Linked DNA regions of Homo sapiens: region 2 is linked to region 1. The links are chromatin loops, found by intact Hi-C in ENCODE. Cell type or tissue: PC-9. All regions are shown on one strand.

Evidence for each region. Peaks named below come from ENCODE experiments on the same cell type or tissue, not always from the same donor. Only the 100,000 strongest peaks of a DNase experiment are listed, where the experiment ranks them.
Region 2: it touches region 1 in a loop (6-fold over the local background); 4 of 110 quality-filtered maps call a loop at or near these places.

Annotation. Positions count from the first base shown.
Region 1 is chr20:6,141,365-6,143,864 of GRCh38, forward strand. No RefSeq gene overlaps it. Among named protein-coding and RNA genes, the nearest start is that of FERMT1, 20 kb to the left of the region's middle. In PC-9, CTCF peaks have their summits at 15, 1,267 (motif pointing right) and 1,470; no DNase peak of the experiment used is centred here.
Region 2 is chr20:5,528,712-5,531,211 of GRCh38, forward strand. No RefSeq gene overlaps it. Among named protein-coding and RNA genes, the nearest start is that of LINC01729, 20 kb to the left of the region's middle. RefSeq lists enhancers at 149-690, 1,330-1,399. In PC-9, CTCF peaks have their summits at 345 (motif pointing right) and 1,132 (motif pointing right); DNase peaks (open chromatin) are centred at 440 and 1,110.

The DNA.
Region 1 (2,500 bases):
AAAAAAAAAAAAATGGGATGCTGGGCAGACAAAAATCATGTCTACTGCAGCCTTGCCACTGGCCCCTGAGCAGCATCAACCTGGGAGCTGTTAGAAATGAAGGTTTTGGTGCCCCATCCCCAGACCCACTGAGCCAGAATCTGCATTCTAAGAAGGTCCCAGGGGATTGCTGTGCATAATGAAGTCTAAGACATGTTGGCTGACAGAGGGCTTTTAGAAAGACATGTGTGGTTTGTCTGTCTCTCTCATTCTTATTCCACACACACTACGTACATGCTTAAACCGTTGGCTGCCATCATAAAAATGGTCCCAACCAGGAAATGTGCAAAAAGGCAGGACAGGTAAGAGCAGTACTACCCTTAGATTTTGGCAAGAACCCACAATGTAGAGGCCCCTTGCAATGGACTTCTTCTGGCCACATCCGTGCCACTGACTAGGGAGACCATCAGGCAGAGGACAGTGTTCACCTGGAGTCCGCCTCTGCTCTTCTAAACCTCACTTTGGGTACCTGTACCTGGGACTCAGGAATTCCCTGGGCAAATGACCCTGAACATGTTTCCAGGAACTGCACGGGATCTTCTCCAGCCATTTTACTCTGACCACCCAGATTTCAACCTGTCCTTAGGAGTAGGACATAAATGTGTGTACTTTTGGCCTGAAAGGTGGCCGAGGGGGCCTCACTTTCCTTCAAACACAATCCGTGCTCCTTTCACCTCTCCCCCTTTCTCTCACTGCTGTTGCATTACCTGTAAAGCACGCTGGATTTGGTGAAGGAAGGAAAAATGAATGATCCAAGAGAATGAGAACGTGGAAGCAGTTTGTGGAACTGAATGACCCTACCCTAGGTCTTCAATATCATAGCCTACTTCAGTACACATGTTTTTCTTTGTTCTTACAGAAAAATATCGCTTGCCTAGGTTTGTTCATTTAATACCTGCATGACTTTTTACTTTGGCACGGAATCTCCAATTAGTCTGTGTTAGAGAAAACAGCCAGAATAATTTTCTTTACCTACTTTCTATCTGGGACTTGGCTGAGGTGCATGTGCATGAGGCCACTCATGATGTGGGATGCAGCCCGAGGAGAAAAGAAGACGGATGGGCTGCCGGCCAGGGCCTGACTCGATATTAATCTATAATAGGTGTAGCAAATATTTCATGAACGTGGCTGGCTGTGCATGCCTCTTTGCAGTAAAACACTAGAGGTGCTTTATCAATGGTTCCCACTAGATGTCGCTGTCGTCACGTTTGTAAATCCTATAACCCTCCTTATCTTCCACCTTGGTTTAATTTCATTAGATTTAGAACATAAATATGTCAATTTTTAAGTTGGAGAACAGATTTTCCTATATCAATTCTTAGAATCCTTGCTTTATTTTTATGTTGTCACCGACTTCCCGTTACTTTTGTTGTTTCTCTTGCCCATTTTGAGCATACAAAGGTCTCTGTACACAATAGGTGCTTAGTAACATTTGAATTGAGTTGAAAAAGGGGGGTTTCTATGGATTTGAGAAGGATAGTGCCCTTCCATTTTAACTTTCTGGAGCATAATTTATTTATTTATTTTTTGGAGGCAGAGTCTCACTCTGTGGCCCAGGCTGGAGTGCAGTGGTGCCATCTCAACTTACTGCAGCCTTAACCTCTTGGGCTCAAGCAATCCTCCTGCCTTGGCCTCCCAAGTAGCTGGGCTACAGGCATACGCGACCATGCCTGGCTTTTTTTTTTTTTTGTGGAGACAGGGTTTCCCTATGTTGCCTAGGCTGGTCTCGAACTCCTGGGCTCAAGACATCCATCCACCTTGGCCTCCCAAAATGCTGGGATTACAGGCGTGAGCCACCACACTGCTGTTATTTTTAAAAAATGAAGTAAGTGCCTTGATTACAGGGTTTTAAGTAAGATCTTAAGCCAAACTCAGTGTGAATTCACATGGGGAAAAATCACTAGCCTCTAACAGAAAATTAGTATTTCCTTTGATTGTAAATGCAGGCAACAAACACAGTAACAGTAGTACCTGGGACTATGCTGCCAATAGAAATTTCAGACTTTTATATTATATTATTGTAAACAATCTTTTAAAAAAAACTTTTGTTTGAAGTTCAGGGACACATGTGCAGTTTCATTATATAGGTAAACTTGTGCCATGGGGGTTTGTTGTACAGATTATTTTGTCACCCAGGTATTAAGCCCACTATCCAATTGTTATTTTTCCTGATTCTCTCCCTCCTTCCACCCTCCACCCTCCAATATGCCCCAGTGTGTGTTGTTCCCCTCTATGTGTCCATATGTTCTCATCATTTAGCTCCCATTTATAAGTGAGAACATGTGGTATTTGGTTTTCTGTTCCTGCATTAATTTGTTAAGGGTAATGACCTCTACCTTCACCCATGTTCCTGCAAAGGACATGATCTCATTTGCTTTTATGGCTGCATAGTATTCCATGGTGTATATGTACCACGTTTTCTTTATTTTTATTTTGAGACGGAATCTCGCTCTGTCGCCCA
Region 2 (2,500 bases), 610 kb before region 1:
TGGTACATCTTGAGCTGAATCTCTAAGGCCTTCAGTTTCCTAGATCTGCTTCCCTCGGAAGCACTTAGGAAACAGGGCCTCCCTCCACAGGACAGCCCCCCGGGTCTGCAAAGGGGCATGTGTTTCCTCCTTAGGCACGGATGTGCCTTGTCCTCTCTTCTCCCACACTTAGAGTAACCTGTGAATAATTTGATGGGTGAAATAACCCACTGTCTGGGACACCATTTTTGGTGTGGCTTTATGGGTGCCTATGTACCGTGTATATGTATGTAACATGTAACCCTGCTCAAAAAGGTTAGAACTCACCCAGTCAGCTAGCGACTCCAGAATAATCAGATACATGTTCCCCCAAGGTACCACAAGATGGCAGCACATGCACACAGCATTTCAAGCTCCTGCACACTGAGATGACAGCAATTAATCTGCCCTCTAATAATGCCTCTGCCATCCTGGAAAGCCCTACACTTAAACGGTCATGATGCCTGTTTCTATGATGATGTGTTGCAAACACACGCAGCATTTCTGAGGTAGATGAAGAGATTCAAAGGGTAACAGGAGATTATGTAGTTCAGAATTCTTCACCTTTTTTTAAAAAAAATATTTATTTATTTATTTATTTATTTTTAATAGAGACAGGGTCTCACTATGTTGCCCAGGCTAGTCTTGAATTCCTGGGCTCAAGCGATCCTCCCGCCTCGGCCTCCCAAAGGGCCGGGATCACAGGCGTGAGCCACTGAGTGTGGCCAGAATTCTTCACCTTTTGGTGCAGAGTGTGTATGTCGCACCTGAAGCCAGAAGTCAACGATACTCGATGAAAGGGTTTGTTCAGCGCAGATGACCTACTTGGGTTCATGGCTTGCATGTGTTATAATTGCTGCTGTTTATTTCCTGAAAACTTAGACGATTTGGGGCACATTATCGATGCCTTACAGGCATGGTCGCATTAAACTTTACTGCAGCCATCTGTCATAGTGATTATTATCCTCATTTTACAGATGGGGAAAGAAAGAATTAGACCTTCAGGCACCTTGGTAATGGCACGCACAGCGAGTAGAGGCAGAGAGAACCTGCTTCCCTGACGGCCCACACTCCCCCGGCACACAAGGCTCCCTCTAGGTGGCGCGCGCGTCTCAGCTTCTACTGCGGAAGTCTCGGTTATGTGATTATGTATACGCTCAATCCTACACCAATTGAGAATGGCCCTTAGCTTGGAATTAGTAAGAACAGTAATTAGCAATTTATTGTCAGAAAAAAGTTCATAAGATTATCGGCCGCAGTCTCTTTGCTGCACATCTTTCTCATCTTGACAGGACAGCCACAGGGAATCCAGGTCTTCTCCACCACCCCAGGCTCAGCAGTTCATGCTTACCCACCCAGCTCAGGCACAGATGCGACATTCAGCTTAGCAACATTCAGCTTAGGATCGGGTAAACAGGCAGAGCTTTCTCTCTCTCTTTTTTTTTTTTTTTTGAGGCAGAGTCTCTCTCTTATTGCCCAGGCTGGAGTGTAATGGTGCGATCTCGGCTCACCACAACCTCCATCTCCCGCGTTCAAGCGATTCTCCTGTCTCAGCCTCCCGAGTAGCTGGGATTACAGTTATGCACCACCACACCTGGCTAATTTTGTATTTTTAGTGGAGATGGGGTTTCTCCATGGTCAGGCTGGTCTCGAACTCCAGACCTCAGGTGATCCACCGGCCTCGGCCTCCCAAAGTGCTGGGATTACAAGCATGAGCCACTGCGCCTGGCCTTTTTTTCTTTCTTTCTTTTTAATGTGGAAAATTCCAAATCCTATCAGAGCATATTTGGCATGTGATTTTTTTTTTTTTTTTTTTTTTTTTTGAGACAGGGACTCACTCTGTCGCCCAGGCTGGAGTGCAGTGGCACAATCACGGATCACTGGAGCATCAAACTCCTGGGCTCAAGCGATCCTTCCACCTCAGCCTCCTGATTACCTAAGACTATAGGCAAGCACCACCACAGCCCCTAGTTTTTATTTTTATTTTTTATTTATTTATTTTTTTGTAGAGACAGAGTCTCGCTTTGTTGCCCAGACTGGTCTTGAACTTCTGGCCTCAGGTGACCCTCTGGGCCTCCCAAAGCACTGGGTTTACAAGCATGAGCCACCATGCCAGGCCTAACATCTCTAATTTTTTAAAATTGTTTTTAACATAATGAGACCGAGCTTCACCATGTTGTCTAGACTGTTCTCAAACTCCTGGGCTCAAATGATCCACCCACCTTGGCCTCCCAAAGTGCTAGGGTTACAGGTGTGAGCCACCGTGCCCAGCCAGCATCTCTAATTTTTGACAAGCAGACTTTTGATATGTGATTTACCTAAGTTGTGTAAAGTTATATTCAACGTTATCTGCCTTTTACAAATCAGGAAAACAGGGTATCATTAACTTTCCTAAGTGATATATTCAGGGGGAAAATGAATTTAGCAAAGTGGAGGTCTTTTGTGTCCTTTTACAGATAGTAAAATAGCATCTAGGAGAATG